Linked DNA regions of Homo sapiens: region 2 is linked to region 1. Evidence: chromatin loops called from intact Hi-C (ENCODE). Cell type or tissue: thyroid gland. All regions are shown on one strand. Each heading gives the region's core, and the rest is flanking DNA. Links, peaks and the distances in the headings are about the cores only. Region 1 overlaps GAPLINC (gastric adenocarcinoma associated, positive CD44 regulator, long intergenic non-coding RNA). Region 2 holds the start of LOC124904373 (small nucleolar RNA U13).

Region 1 (8,336 bases), core at 107-8,106:
CCAGAGTCTTACACTCCCATGTTTGGAATTTTAAAAAATTGATGCATTTTTTACATTGCATTGGGAGATATTTTAGAACCACTGGGGAGCTGGGCGCGGTGACTGACATCTGTAATTCCAGCACTCTAGGAGGCTGATGCTGGTGGATTACTTGAGGTCAGGAGTTCAAGACCAGCCTGGCCAACATAGCGAAACCCTGTCTCTACTAAAAATACAAAAATTAGCCAGGCATGGTATCGCATGCCTGTAGTTCCAGCTACGCATCAGTAGGAGGCTGAGGAATGAGAATCACTTGTACCTGGGAGGCGGAGGTTGCAGCGAGCTGAATTTGTGCCATGGCACTCCAGCCTGCACAACAGTGAGACTTTGTCTCAAAAAAAAAACACTAAGGAAACAGGGGAAAGAGAATTGAACTTCTGTAGCTGCTCAAGTCATTTGGCATCTCTAAATCTGGGCTTCTTCATCTCTCGTTATATAAAAAAACAGATACCTAAATTTCAAGGTTGTTGAGGATTAAATGAGGTAACAATGTAGAACCTCTTTAGAGTTTTAGAGCAAAGCTGATTGACCTACAAATCCATGTTATTGTTGGATCTTAGATGAGCAAATCTACCTGGCTCAGGTTCTGACTCCGGTTTCCACTTGCCGCCTGGGAGGTGACTGTCCCCAAGTCCGCCTCTGAGGTGGTCCTGCTGGGTCCTGGCCTCGCCTATTTCCCACACCTCTCGTCTGCCTTTCTCCAGTTTCTTACAACAGCAGCAGTAAAGTTCCCTTCCCCCGATCCTTAATGCTGTCTTTACTTCTCTCCTATGATGTTATACAAGGAAGTAGTGTGAGGGCTTCAGGCGGGGGCTGTAGGCTGGAGATAGTGGTGGCTGTTGTAGTGCTGATGAGGTCATCATCATCCCTGAAACCAAGCTGCGTGATTTTTTTTTTTACCACTGGCATCATTCCTATAATGCAGAAAACAACACCAGGTCTTTTTTTTTTTTTTTTTTTTTTGAGACCGAGTCTCTCCCTGTCACCCAGGCTGGAGTGCAATGGCGCAATCTCGGCTCACTGCAACCTCCACCTCCTGGGTTCAAGTGATTCTCCTGCCTCAGCCTCCCGAGTAGCTGGGATTACAGGCGTGTGCCACCACGCCCAGCTAATGTTTTGTATCTTTAGTAGAGACGGGGTTTCACCATGTTGGCCAGGCTGGTCTCAAACTCCTGACCTTGTGATCCACCCGCCTCGGCCTCCCAAAGTGCTGGGATTACAGGCGTGAGCCACCGCACCTGGCCCAACACCGGTTCTTTATTACTAAAGGGCTAACCACTCAGAGCCTCCAATTTGCTTTCTCCTTCTCCCTCTGGGCTCACGTAAGTAGAACACTCTGAAGAAGCCTCAATCTGCTTTTTGTGATTTCGATATGCAGTAACCCAAGCTGCCCCCGATACAGAAGGAAGAGAACTGAGCTTAGCTCCAGAAGACCTAACTATGACACTAGGCCAGCATAATACTAGCTGGGTGGCTAGGAGTAAACTAACTTCTTTGAGCTAGTTTTCTTGTCAGTAAAGCATAGAGTTGGATTAGATGATATCTTTAGCCTCTGAAATCTCTAACTTTCTAAGGACATAAATAATACATATAGATCTAGTAACAGTGTAGGCTATTTGAAATCAGTGAAAGTTCCATAAGATACCTCTCATCCTAAGCCTAGGTGAAAGGTTTGCCATAGAAGAAAATGCAAATAAAAAGTTCAGTAGAGGGCATCTCAGAATGATGAAATGATTGGTTTCTTTGGGCAAAACCATCAATAGGGTGATTTGAAACTTTCGGGATGACATTTCTGTCCAGAGAAAAGGACAGTCAGCCAGGCACGGTGGCTTGGCTCATGCCTGCAATCCCAGTACTTTGGGAGGCCAAGACCGATGGATCACTTGATGCTAGGAGTTTGAGACCAGCCTTGCCAACATGATGAAACCCCATCTCTACTAAACATACAAAAATTAGCCAAGCATGGTGGCCTATGCCTGGTGGCCTATGCTTGTAATACCAGCTATTCGGGAGGCCGAGGCAGAAGAATCGCTTGAACCTGGGAGGTAGAGGTTACAGTAAGCTGAGATCGCACCACTGCACTCCAGCCTGGGAGACAGAGTGAGACTCCATCCCAAAAAAAGAAAAAGAAAATAACAGTCTGGTCTAAGGGTTTGTTTTAGTCGAAGTAATAGGAATTGATGTGAAGAGGAAGCATCCCCTGATGCCAGGGCAGATGGTGGAGAGCAGAACACCAGGGTGGTACAGGGCAGAAGAGGGAGGGTGAACAGAAAGGGGTGGAGGAGACAGAGGCAGGAAGAGAGGGGGCATCATGGCCTGGTGGGTGGAGCCAGGCCAGCCCTGCTAAGACCAAGGGTGATGTTCTTCATCGGAAGAAGAAGGTGAGAAGACCTCAGGGAGCCTCAAGGACCTCCAAGGATGGAAAACCTGGCATTGATTAGGAAAATGACTGTGATTGTATCAATGTACACTTAGTTGAGAAGTCAAGGAGCATTTGGAAACTGAGAGAAAAGAGCCTTGTTACTTCAAGGAATAAAAATGTGTAACGTGCAGTCAGGACATAGTGCTTTTAAAACTGAGCTGTCCTTTCAGAGCAGCTGGGCAAGTGTTGGCTTTAATATTAAGCACATTTGGCCAGGCACAGTGGCTCACATCTGTAATCCCAGCACTTTGGGAAGCAGAGGTGGGCAGATCACTTGAGGCCAGGAGTTCGAGACCAGCCTGACCAACATGGTGAAAGCCCGTCTCTACTAAAAATACAAAAATTAGCTGTATGTCGTGATGCGTGCCTGTAATCCCAGCTACTTGGGAGGCTGAGGCAGGATAATCGCTTGAACCCGGGAGGCGGAGGTTGCAATGAGCTGAGATTGTGCCACTGCATTCCAGCCTAGGCAACAGAGCAAGATTCTGTCTCAAAAAATAAAAATAAAAAAATAAAAATTAAGCACATAGGGTAAGTCTTATTTGAGAGAGAGCTGCAGCTATGCAAGGCAGAATACTTTGAGTTCAGGACTGCCTTAGGCAAACGTGGAGAGGGACCAGGTGTGCAGTGAAGCGGGCAGGTATGAGTAGAGGACTCCGAAGCCTTTGAAATAGACCCAAGATCCCCAGCTCTGGTTGTGCACCTGAATCTTCTGGCAGTGGTTTTCCAATGCAGGTGTCTAAGCTCAGCCCTGGGCCAGCTCTGGAATTCACAGGGCCCAGGGCAAAGTACATATATATAGCCCCTCCCAAAAACACAAAAAACAGTATCATTAAAGGTACTCAAATGTCTTTTTCCTCTCTGCCAACTTGTCTTGGTGTTTTCTGTTTGCTATTTAAAATTGTTTTAAGTAGAGATAAACTACAATTTAAAATTATTCACATGAATTTTTACCACTTGGCTTTACATTGTGCAGTAGCAGTTTTCAATGGGAAAGATAAGCGCATTTAACTTAGAATCACCTAAGTTACACACTTTCTATTTCATTGCTTATGCATAGATATATGTTTTATTTTTACTAGAACAGGGGAAACACTACATACAAGTAACTAAGATTTTTTTCCTTTACTTTTTTTTTTTTTGAGATGGAGTCTTGCTCTGTCATCCAGGCTGGAGTGTAGTGGTGGGATATGGGCTCACTGCAACCTCCGTCTCCCAGGTTCAAGTGATTCTCCTGCCTCAACCTCCTGAGTAGCTGGGATTACTGATGTGTGCCACCAAGCCTGGCTAATTTTGTACGTTTAGTACAGATGGGGTTTCGCCATCTGGCCAGGCTGGTCTTGAACTCCTGAACTCAAGGTATCTGCCCACCTCGGCCTCCCAAACTGCTAGGATTACAAGCGTGAGCAACTGTGCAGGGCCTCTTCACTTCTTCTCTTATGAGATGGGGTCTTGCTCTGTTGCCTAGTGCAGTGGTGCCATCATAGCTCACTGCAGCCTTGAACTCTTGGACTCAAGTGATCCTTCTGCCTCAGCCTCTTGAGTAGCTAGGACCACAGGCATGCTCCATCAAGCCCCACTAATTTTTTGTAATTTTTGTAGAGATGGGGTCTCGCTATGTTGCCCAGGCTGGTCTCAAATTCCTGGGCTCAGGTGATCCTCCCAACTCGGCTTCCCAGGGTGCTGGGATTACAGGTGTGAGCCACTGCACTGGCTTTTTTTTCACTTCTTAATATGCTCGTATCCTACCATCACTCTACCTTTGGCTTAGTAAGGAAGGACTGAAAGGAAAAGGAACTGAGGGGTACCTTCTCTTTCCCTGTCTTTGTATGTCATTGTTTTCAGCATCAGTGTTTGGCTAATACAAGTGCACCTTGTACTAGCCTTGTATTGTGCTTTGTGTTACTGCACTTTCCAGATACCACATATTTTACAAATGAAGGTTGGTGGCAACCCTGTGTCAAGCAAGTCTGTCGGCACCGTTTTTCCAGTAGCATATGCTCACTTCTGGTCTCTGTCACATTTTTGGTAACTGTCACAGTATTTCAAACTTTTTCATGACTTTTATACCTGTTAGGGTAATCTGTGACCAGTAATTTTATTTATTTATTATTATTATTTTTTTAACGGAGTCTCACTCTGTCGCCCAGGCTGGAATGCAGGGATGCGATCTCGGCTCAATGCAACCTCTGCCGCCCAGGATTCAAGCGATTCTCCTGCCTCAGCTTCTTGAGTATCTGGGATTACAGGCACCTGCCACCACGCCTGACTAATTTTTGTAGTTTTAGTAGAGCCAGGGTTTCACCATCTTGGCCAGGCTGGTCTTGAACTCCTGACCTCGTGATCCACCCACCTTGTCTTCCCAAAGTGCTGCGATTACAGGCGTGAGCCACCGTGCCCGGCTGACCAGTATCTTTCATGTTACTATTGTAATTGTTTGGGGTCACCACGAACCGCACACATATAAGACAATGAACTTAATCAATAAACGTGTGTGTTCTGATTGCTCCACTGACTGGCTGTTCCCTCATCTCTGTCCCTCTCCTCGGGTCTCCCTATTCCGGGGGATAAAATGATATTGGAATTAGGCCAATTTATAACTATAATCACCCAGAAGAGTTCAAGTGAAAGGAAGTCAGAGGTCTTTCACTTTCAGTCAAAAGCAAGAAATGATTAAGCTTAGTGAGGAAGACATGCTGAAAGCTGAGACAGACCAAAAGCTGGGTCTCTTGTGCCAACTAGTTAGCCAAGTTGTGAATGCAAAGGAAATGGTTTTATTTTGTTTGTTTGTTTGTTTTTGAGACGGAGTCTCACTCTGTTGCCCAGGCTGGAGTGCAATGGCATGATCTCAGCTCACTGCAACCTCTGTCTCCCGTGGTTCAAGCAATTCTCCCTGCCTCAGCCTCCCAAGTAGCTGGAATTACAGGCCCTCGCCACCAAGCCCAGCTAATTTTTTCTATTTTTAGTAGAGATGGGATTTCGCCACATTGGCCAGGCTGGTCTCGAAATCCTGACCTCAGGCGATCCGCCTGCCTCCGCCTCCCAAAGTGCTGGGATTACAGGCGTGAGCCACTGTGCCTGGCCAAATGTTCTTGAAAGAAATTAAAAGTGCTACTCCAATGAACATACAAGTGGTAAGAAAGCAAAACAGCCCTATTGCTGATATGGAGAAAGTTTGAATGGTTTGGATAAAGATCAAACCAGCCACAGCATTCCCTTATGCCAAAGCCTAATCCAGAGCAAGGTCTTAATTCTCTTCAGTTCTGTGAAGGAAGCTGCAGAAGAAAAAGGTGAAAGAGGTGAGGAAGCTGCAGAAGAAAACCTGGAAGTTAGCAGAGCTTGATCCAGAGGTTTAAGGAAAGAAGCCATCTCCATAACATAAAAGTGCAAGGTGAAGCAGCAAGTGCTGATGGGGAAGCTGCAGCAAGTCATCCAGAAGATCTTGCTAAGGTAATTGATGAAGGTGGCTACATTCAATAACAGATTTTCAATGTAGACAAAACAGCTTTCTACTAGTAGAAGATGCCATCTAGACCTTTAATAGCTGGAGAAGAGAAGTCAATGTCTGGCTTTAAGCTTTAAGAGACAGGTTGACTCTCTTATTAGGGGCTACTGCAGCAGGTGATTTTAAGTTGAAACCAATGCTCACTTACTATTCTAAAAATCCTTGAGTCCTTAAGAATTATGTTGAATCTACTCTTCCTGTGCTCTACAGATGGAACAATACAGCCTGGATGACAGCATATCTGTTTACATCATGGTTTGCTGAATTTTTTTTTTTTTTTTGAGACGGAGTCTCACTCTGTCACCCAGGCTGGAGTGCAGTGGCACAATCTCGGCTCGCTGCAACCTCCTCCTCCTGGGTTCACGCCATTCTTTTGCCTCAGCCTCCTACAGCTGGGACTACAGGTGTCTGCCACCACGCCTGGCTAAATTTTTGCGTTTTTAGTGGAGACGGGATTTCACTGTGTTAGCCAGGATGGTCTCAATCTCCTGACCTTGTGATCCGCCCGCCTCGGCCTCCCAAAGTGCTGGGATTACAGGCGTGAGCTGAATATTTTAAGCCCACTGTTGAGATCTACTGCTCAGAAAAAAAAATTCCTTCCAAAATATTACTGCTTATTGGCAATGAAGCTAGTCGCCCAAGAGCTCTGATGGAGATGTACAAGAAGATGAATGTTGTTTTCATGCCTACAAACATAATATCCATTTGGCAGCTCATGGGTCAAGGAGTCATTTCAACTTGCAAGTCTTATTATTTGAGAAACACAATTTGTAAGGTTAGAGCTACCATAGTGATTCCTCTGATGGATCTGGGCAAAGTCAACTGAAAACCTTCTGGAAAGAATTCACCACTCTAGATGCCATTAGGAACATTTATGATTCATGGGAGGAGGTCAAGATATCAACATTAACAGGAATTTGGAAGATTCCAATTCTCATGGGTAACTTTGAGGGGCTCAAGACTTCAATGGAGGAAGTCACTGCAGATGTGCTGCAAATAGCAAGATAATTAGAATTCGAAGTGGAGCCTGAACATGTGGTGGAATTGCTGCAATCTCATGATCACATGTGAATGGATCAGGAGCTGTTTCTTAAGGATGAGCAAAGAAAGTGGTTTCTTGAGATGGAATCTACTCCTGATGAAGATGCTGTGAATGCTGTTGACAACAAAAGGCTGGGCATGGTGGCTCACTCCAGTAATCTCAGCACTTTGGGAGGCCAAGGCGGGTGGATCACCTGAGGTCAGGAGTTTGAGACCAGCCTGGCCAACATGGGGCCAAACTGGGGGCGTACTACCTATATATGTTTATTTATAAGTTCTATCCATATACTGCTGTATAGTCTCATTTTATGAAACCCCATCTCTACTAAAAATACAAAAATTAGCTGGCTGTGGTGGCAGGCGCTTGTAATCCCAGCTACTCGGAAGGCTGAGGCAGGAGAATCGCTTGAACCAGGAAGGTGGAGGTTGCAGTGAGCTGAGATCACACCACTGCACTCCAGCGTGGGTGACAAGAGTGAAACTCCGTCTCAAAAAAAAAAAACACCAAAAAACAAAGGATTTAGAATATTCTGGAAGCTTAGTTGATTGATAAAACAGTGGCAGGGTTTGAAAGAATTGACTCTGTATTAGTCAATTTCACACTGCTGATAAAGACATACGCGAGACTGGGTAATTTATAAATAAAAAGAATTTTTTTTTTTTTTTGGAGACAGAGTCTCAGTCTGTTGCTGAGGCTGGAGTGCAGCGGCACTGTGTCGGCTCACTGCAACCTCTGTCTCCTGGGTTCAAGCAATTCTCCTGCCTCAGCCACCCGAGTAGCTGGGATAACAGGCGTCCACCACCATGCCCGGCTAGTTTTTATATTTTTAGTAGAAACGGGGTTTCACCATGTTGGCCAGGCTGGTCTTGAACTCCTGACCTCAGGTGATCCGCCCGCCTTGGCCTCCCAAAATGCTGGGATTACAGGCGTGAGCCACCGCGCCCGGCCGGTTTTTGTTTGTTTGTTTGTTTGAGATGGAGTCTTGCTCTTGTTGCTCAGGCTGTGTGCAATGGCACGATCTTGGCTCACTGCAACCTCCACATCCCGGATTGAAGCAATTCTCCTGCCTCAGCCTCCCGAGTAGCTGGGATTACAGGCATGTGCCACCACACCCGGCTAACTTTTTATATTTCTATTAGAGATGGGGTTTCACCATGTTGGCCAGGCTGGTCTCTACCTCCTGACCTCAGGTGATCCACCTGCCTCTGCCTCCCAAAGTGCTGGGATTACAGGCATGAGCCACTGCACCCAGCCTAATAAAAAGAGGTTTAATGGACTCACAGTTCCACATGGCTGGGGAGGCCACAAAATCATGGCGAAAGGCACGT
Region 2 (8,336 bases), core at 267-8,266, 100 kb after region 1:
CAGGTTAGAGTGCAGTGGTATGATCTCGGCTCAGTGCAACCTCCACCTCCCGGGTTCAAGTGATTCTCCTGCCTCAGCCTCCCAAGTAGCTGGCATTATAGGTGTGTGCCACCATGCCTGGCTAATTTTTGTATTTTTCGTAGAGACGGGATTTCACTACATTGGCCAGGCTGGTCTCGACCTCCCAACCTCAGCTGATCTGCCCGCCTCAGCCTCTCAAAGTGCTGGTTGCATGTCTGGCCTTTCCTAATATAATTTTGTAATCAGTCTTGATATTTTCTATGGCAAGTCTCCTCCTGTAGTTCCTTTTTCAAAAAGTATAATTAGGCTAGGTGAGGTGGCTCATGCCTGTAGTCCTAGCACTTTGGGAGGCCGAGGTGAGAGGATCGCTTGAGCCCAAGAGTTAAAGACCAGCCTGGGCAACATAGCAAGACCCTGTCTCTACAAAAAATAAGAAAAAAAATAGCTGGGCATAGTGGCATGCGCCTGTACTCCCAGCTACTCAGGAGGCTGAAGGAGGATTGCTTGAGCCTGAGAGGTGGAGGCTGCAGTGAGCCATGATCATGCCACTGCACTCCAGCCTGAGTGACAGAGCAAGACAGTGTCTCAAAAAAAAAAAAAAAGGTAATTTAAAAACAGAACAAACCAAAACAAAAATCTCTAGGTTATTTTGGAGTATTAACTTCTAAGTAAACTTTAACATCAAATTGTCAAGCTCGTCCTGTTAGCCTCCACCAAGTGATAAAAATCATATTGGAATTTTTATTGGAATTTCTTTAAATATTTGTATTAATTTTCAGGAAATTGTTGTCTTTTTACTATGTAGTATTCCTGTGTAGGAATAGTAAATAATTTTCCATTTATTACAGTATTATATTTTATTTATTTATTTGCTGGATGAGATCTTGCTATGTTGCCCAGGCTACAGTACAGTGGCTATTCACAAAGTCGATCCCATTAGTGATCAGCAGGGCAATTTTGACCTGCTCCTTTTCTGACCTGAGCCAGTTCACCCCTCCTTAGGCAAACTGATGGTCCCCTGCCCCTGGCAGGTCACCATACTGATGCTGAACTTACTGTGGACACCCCATCACTATAGTGCACTACAGCCCAAGACTCCTGGGCTCATGTGATCCTCCTGCCTAAGCCCCCTGAGTAGTTGAGACACAGGTGTGCATGACCATGCATGGAGGTTATTTACTTATTTATTTATTTTCAGATGGAGTCTTGGGACTCTCACTCTGTCGCCCAGGCTGGAGTGCAGTGGCGCAGTCTCGGCTCACTGCAACCTCCGCCTCGGGGGTTCAAGCCATTCTCCTGCCTCAGCCTCCTGAATAGCTGTGACTGCAGGCGCGTCCACCATGCCCGGCTAATTTTTGTATTTTTTAGTAGAGACTGGGTTTCATCATGTTGGCCAGGATGGTCTGGATCTCTTGACCTCGTGATCCGCCCGCCTCGGCCTCCCAAAGTGCTGGGATTACAGGCGTGAGCCAATGTTCCCGGCCGCCTGGAGGTCTTATATTTTATGTAAGGTAAGTTTTTATATTGTTTTCAAATAGGAGTTACATATTATTTCTGAAGCTCAATTGTGTTGTTTTATAGTTTTTGTTACTACTGTGAATGGGTTATTTTTGTACCTTTATATTTTGTTTATTGATAATATATAGATAAGTTATTGATTCCTCTGTATTTATATTATATTCTTTCACGTTGCTGAATTCTAATGGATTTTCAGTGGTTTCTTCTAGGTTTTTTTTTTTTTTTTTTTTTCTTTTGAGACGGAGTTTGGCTCTTATTGCCCAGGCTGGAGTGCAATGGCGCGATCTCGGCTCACCGCAACCTACCCCTCCGGGATTCAAGCGGTTCTCCCGCCTCAGCCTCCCGGTTTCCGCTAGAATTTTAAAGGTGGACATGTATATTATCTACGAATAAAAGCAATTTTGCTTTGTTTTGAAATATTTACAGTTCATTTCTTGCTTTGTGTCTTGGCCAGTAAAGGCAAACAACACTGAATAAGCCTAAGAAAATATTCATCCTTACTTGACTTCTGACTCTGGAATATCTCTAGCATTTCGTCTTTAAGCAGAAGTTTAGATTGGTTTCTTTTATTTATTTATTTGTTTGTTTGTTTGTTTGTTTGTTTCTGAGACAGAGTCTCACTCTGTTGCCCAGGCTGGAGTGCAGTGGCGCAATCTAAGCTCACTAAGCAACCTCCACCCCCCAGGTTCAAGTGATTCTCCTGCCTCAGCCTCCCGAGTAGCTGGGACTACAGGCATGTGCCATCATGCCTGGCTAATTTTTGTATTTTTAGTAGAGACGGGATTTTGCCATGCTGGCCAGGCTGGTCTCAAACTCCTGATCTCAAGTGATCCACCCACTTCAGCCTCCCAAAATACTGGGATTACAGGTGTGAGCCACTACACCCGGCCTTTAGTTTGGTTTCTTATAAATGCTTTTTATCATGTTGATACTTGGAATGGCTTCTGATTTTTACCAAATGCAATAGTTTTTACTATCTATCTGATACCAAACTTTTCCCCCTAAAGGCTAAAATAACTTTGGATTTCTGTGACATACACTACTTGGTAATAGTATATTATTTTTATTTCATTTTTCTTACTTCAGACAGGAAATATGCTGACACGATAATAAGATGTGAGGGAGGCACATCTTAAACTTTTGTGTGAAGACCCAATCATCATGCTGATGAATCACAAAAAGATCAGTAAAGGTATATTATTTTTAAAAATATATATACACTTTGATTAATTCTCAAATTTGGTAAGAATTTTTACATGTATTTTTGTAAGCATGTTATTCCATAATTATTTTTTCTTGTGTTCTTTCAAATTTAGGTATTAGAGTTATGCTTATTTGATTAAAATATATTAAGAATCTTGTCTGGGCGCAGTGGTTCACACCTGTAATCCCAGCACTTTGGGAAGCCGAGACGGGCAGATCACCTGAGGTCAGGAGTTTGAGACCAGCCTGGCCAACATGGTGAAACCCCGTCTCTACTAAAAATACAAAAATTAGCCGGGCGTGGTAGCGCGTGGATGTAGTCCCAGCTACTCGGGAGACTGAGGCAGGATAATTGCTTGAACCCAGGAGATGGAAGTTACAGTGAGCCTAGATCATACCACCGCACTCCAGCCTGGGTGACAAGAGCAAAACTCCATCTCAAAAGAAAAAAGAGTCTTGATCTTTTTTGTAATATTACATGCTTTAAATAACATAGGAATTATTTGCTTCATGAATGTTGAGAAAACCTTTCCTGTTAAAATGATCCAAGTCCGTAACATTTGTGAAAGGTTTTTTTTTTCTTCACTTTTTTTGCACTTTATTCTATGGTTATAAGATTTCTTCCTCCAGGTTTTTATTTTATTTATTTATTTATTTTTTAGACAGAGGGTTTCTGTCATCCAAGCTGGAGTGCTGTGGCAAAATCATGGCTTACTGCCACTGTGACCTCCTGGTCTCAAGTGATCCTCCCACCTCAGCCTCCCAAGTAGCTGGCACTCAGGTATGTGCCAGCACGCACGACTAATTTTTTCTACTTTTTGTAGAGACAAGGTCTCGTTATGTTGCTTAAGCTGGTCTTGAATTCCCTGGCTCAAGCCATCTACCCACCTTAGCTTCCCAAAGTGCTGGGATTACAAGTGTGAGCCACTGAGCCTGACCTCTTTCCCCAGATTTAATACTCCCTCTTGCATCGGTATTAGTAATATACATGAGTGTACGTATTATTTTGACTTTAAAATTTGCCAACATTAAGCTGTCACAAGAATCTTTTATAGTTTTTCGAAAGGTCATATACTATTCTCATTCCTAATATTGTTGATTTCTATTTTCCCTCTCTCAATCAGACTTGTCTATTTATTTAGTATTTTCAAATAACCAATTTTGGTTTATCAATTCCACTTTACTTGTAATTCCTTCTTTTGAATCTGTTGTTCTTTTTCTAGCTTTGTAAATTGAGTGTTTACTTTATATTGTAATATTTCTTCCTTAATTATGAAAGAACATAGGGCTAGAAATTTTTGTTAGGTCATAACTATGGCCACAGCCCATAGTGGTGATTTATAGGATTCCTGCTGTCATTTATTTCAAAATAATCTTGAATTCCTTCCGTAATCCAAATGTTATTTAGATGTTTTAATATTTTCAAATGGTTAGATTTTGTTATCTGTTTAGCGTTAATTTCTAATTTTAATGCATCATGGTTGGCAAACATGACTGATTATTTCTTCTTTTTGGAATTCATTAAAATGATCTCCGTAAGGTTCATTAGTTTTGACTGGAGAGAGGTCCCTCCAAAAATCTCTTTCCAAATAAACACTGATGCTGACTTCGAGGACATCAAAATAAAGTCTTCAAGGCTTAAATGTTTTGAAACTATCTCCTTAGTGTTCCTTTACTATTTTAAGTCAATAAATTATGAATCCAAGATAATGTGCCTTTTTATTTTATTTTATTTTATTTTATTTTATTTTATTTTATTTTATTTATTTTGAGACAGAGTCTGGCTCTGTCGCCCAGGCTGGAGTGCAGTGGCACAATCTTGGCTCACTGCAAGCTCCACCTCCCGGGTTCACGCCATTCTCCTGCCTCAGCCTCCCGAGTAGCTGGGACTACAGGCGCCCGCCACCACGCCCAGCTAATTTTTTGTATCTTTAGTAGAGACGGGGTTTCACCATGTTAGCCAGGATGGTTTCAATCTCCTGACCTCGTGATCTGCCCACCTAGGCCTCCCAAAGTGCTGGGATTACAGGCGTGAGCCACCATGCATGGGCCTTTTTATTTTTCAAAGCTTTCTTTCAAATAGTAACCATTCCTTTGGTTTGTACTTTACTTGGCAGAGACAAGTTTCATTATCTGCAGTTGGACTTATTTCTTCACATAAGCATAAAATATTAATATATATCTGTACACTTGGACAGGTATTAAAGGAAATAAATAAGTCTTAAGAGTATGATCTAAAATAACTAAATTTTCTTTTATTTTTAATTCAAAGAATAGAGAAAGCCATTGCATTTCATATAATGTGAAGATTAAGCTGTTCTTTTCATCTGTTTTGCAAATTGAGTTAAATGATAATATATGGAAATCATAATGTACCATCAGGAAGTAGAGGGGTCAGGGCCTAAAGGTAGTACATGAAACTCATCTGTAGTCAGAATTACTCTTGAGAGACTAAAAGACAATGTAACCAACTGTTGCCAGGGGTCACCTTTGGGGAGTACAGTAGGAATACGAGGTGGGAGTGGGAAAGAAGGGGAAATCTCATATTTTGCTCTATACACTCCTGTACTGTACGAACTCTTTATAATAATCCTGTATACATGAATTACTCACTTTGTAATTATAAGAAAACAAAAAAAATTTATCCTAAAGGTGCCTATGACTTTTAGTTTAGACATACAACTTTGCTCTAAATCCAGAGCAGCCAGTCCCCACAATGCCCCCATCACCCCCAGCACTAGGGTATCAAGAAAAACACCAGATAAAGTACTTGACTTGTTTTGGTGCCATATTATACAGAAATTTATATCTTTAAATATTCTAGAAGCAGAGTGCCACAAGGTGCTCCCATAAGAACATAGGAATCAAGACTGCACACGGATCATGTCCATTTTAGGTCTTTTAACACACATGCTGATTGAAGGAAACAGCACATTTATTTATTATATCAGACAAAGAGCTTTGTTTTGGTGATTTGCTTACTGTCTAGCAGCCTCGAGCCCATCTTCTACATTTAGCTGCTCTTCGACACTGCGGCCAGGACTCCCAAACTACATTTCCTAGGCCTCCTTGTCAGCTGGTTTCCAGCTGTGTTCTAACAAAGGAAGGTGGAAGAAGAGAAGAAACTTCCTTCCTGTTTCCACCTTCTTCTGGCATCACTCTTGCATGTGAAGGTAGCTATGGCTCCACCCTCCAACTCCTTTTTTTTTTTTTTTGAGACGGAGTCTTGCTCTGTCGCCCAGGCTGGAGTGCAGTGGCGCGATCTCGGCTCACTGCAACCTCCGCCTGCAGGGTTCAATCAATTCTCTGTCTCAGCCTCCCGAGTACTTGATATTACAGGTGCCCACCACCATGCCCAACTAATTTTTTTGTATTTTTAGTAGAGACTGGGTTTCACCATCTTGGCCAGGCTGGTATTGAACTCCTGACCTTGTGATCCGCCTGCCTTGACCTCCCAAAGTGCTGGGATTATAGGCATGAGCCAGCGCAGCCAGCTCCAGCTCCTTTTTTTTTTTTTTTGAGATGGAGCTTCGCTCTTGTTGCCCAGGCTGGAGTGCAATGGCGCGATCTTGGCTCACTGCAACCTTCGCCTCCCAGGTTCAAACGATTCTCCTGCCTCAGCCTCCCGAGTAGCTGGAATTACAGGCATGCACCACCATGCCCGGCTAATTTTTTGTATTTTTAGTAGAGATGGCGTTTCTCCATGTTGGTCAGGCTGATCTCGAACTCCCAACCTCAGGTGATCCGCCCACCTTGGCCTCCCAAAGTGCTGGGATTACAGGCGTGAGCCACTACGCCCGGCCTTTTTTTTTTTCTTGAGACGGCGTTTCACTCTTGTTGCCCAGGCTGGAGTGCAATGGCACAATCTCGGCTCACTGCAACCTCCGTCTCCCAGGTTCAAGTGATTCTTCTGCCTCAGCCTCCTAAGTAGGTGAGATTACAGGCATGCACCACCACACCCAGCTAATTTTTTTATTTAGTAGAGATGGGGTTTCACCATGTTGGTCAGGTTGGTCTCAAACTCCTCACCTCAGGTGATCCACCCACCTCGGCCTCCCAAAGTGCAGGGATTACAGGGGTGCGCCACCGTGCCTGGCCCTTCAGCTCCTTTCAACAGCCCATGCACCAGCTGCTCTGCACCACTCTGAAGTCCCAGCACCACGTGACCCTGCCACCTCACAGTCTGAGCACGGGCTACCCCAGGCCTTTCTTCTGAGCTCCTAAACTTCTGGTAACCCCACCTTTTCCTTCTTGTTCCTTTTATTGCTCTCTCAGTCTTCCCATACCTGTGTAACCAATTTTGTGTATTAAACTGTCTCTGTTTAAGAAGTGAGCCTGGTCTGTGATTTCCTGGATGAGATTTTAACCAATTCCATATGACTACACTTTTGTAAATTAAAAACGCTTAGGATGTCAGCCAAAGTAGGATGTTGTGTCTTCTACTATGCGGTGGTATAAAACTATCCAATGAAATTTGTTCAGAAGACGCATGGTAGTTATTTCCCTGAAGAAGCACGATCCTCAATGCATGAAAAAGAGGAGACAGAAAAGAAGGAGGGTTCATCAGAACAAGAATGGAGGATATTGTTCTCTGCCTGGTCCAAGCCTCATCCCCACTGGTCCTAGAACTGCCAGCTCATTTGCATCAAGTATTAGCATCTTCTAAGCTTTAGTCATTGTATATAAATTTATCTGTGATTTTTTACTCTTAGCTCCAAATATTGGCAAATGGCATCTTTTATGTATTGTATCTAGGGTAATCTACTTAAATTTATAAAGTGGCTTTCAAAATTGTAAAAGAAGTTGCAGGATATGAGATCTCTGTCCAAAAAAATAATAATTGAGAAAGTCCATGGCATATTTAGTTCAGCATATTTAGCTAATTATAATTTTAAAGGACAATATTAATCATAACAACTAAATCTAATAATTGTTGAACACTTATGCCTGGCACTGTGCTTACGGCCTTACATATATTTTATCAATTAATTTTTACCATACCCAAAATGTACCATATGAAATAAGGACTATTATTATTCTCATTTTCCAGATGAAGAATCTGAGATACAGAAATATTAAGTAATTGATCTAAGTTCACAGAGGTTATAAAGTAAGTAGTTGTAGTATTAGCTATTGGGTATGAATTAAATGTAAAGTTTTGGTAAAGGATTGGAAACTCTGGCCCTAAGAGAGAAAGCATGGAAGGAAGTCTAAGATTCTAGTGTGACATATTTTGGGAACTTGCATTTAAATTTGATTTCTGTATAACGAAATTCAATGAATAGTTTGCGTCTTTAATTTTTTTTTTTTTTTGAGATGGAGTCTTACTCTGTCGCCAGGCTGGAGTGCAGTGGTACAACCTTGGCTCACTGCAACCTCTGCCTCCTGGGTTCAAGTGATTCTCCTGCCTCAGCCTCCCAAGCAGCTGGGACTACAGGCGTGTGCCACCACACCCAGCTAATTTTTGTATTTTTAGTAGAGATGGGGTTTCACCATGTTGGCCAGGATGGTGTCGATCTCTTGACCTCGTGATCTGCCCACCTCAGCCTCCCAAAGTGCTGAGATTACAGGCCTGAGCCACCGCACCCGGCCAT

What was found. A loop is a pair of places that touch in the nucleus more often than their neighbours do. Peaks named below come from ENCODE experiments on the same cell type or tissue, not always from the same donor. Only the 100,000 strongest peaks of a DNase experiment are listed, where the experiment ranks them.
Region 2: a loop joins it to region 1, with 1.8 times the contacts of the local background. A loop is called at or near these places in 6 of 110 quality-filtered maps.

The regions. Positions count from the first base shown.
Region 1 is chr18:3,468,232-3,476,567 of GRCh38, forward strand. All of the region lies in intron 2 of GAPLINC (gastric adenocarcinoma associated, positive CD44 regulator, long intergenic non-coding RNA), which reads left to right. All of the region lies in intron 2 of LOC105371965 (a long non-coding RNA gene), which reads right to left. Among named protein-coding and RNA genes, the nearest start is that of GAPLINC, 6.2 kb to the left of the region's middle. RefSeq lists an enhancer at 907-1,697. In thyroid gland, for the core only: no CTCF peak of the experiment used is centred there; a DNase peak (open chromatin) is centred at 3,120.
Region 2 is chr18:3,570,321-3,578,656 of GRCh38, forward strand. All of the region lies in intron 8 of DLGAP1 (DLG associated protein 1), which reads right to left. It overlaps LOC124904373 (small nucleolar RNA U13), which reads right to left and starts at 2,723; the gene lies at 2,620-2,723. It also overlaps the pseudogene RN7SL39P. RefSeq lists enhancers at 5,647-6,148, 6,149-6,648. In thyroid gland, for the core only: no CTCF peak of the experiment used is centred there; no DNase peak of the experiment used is centred there.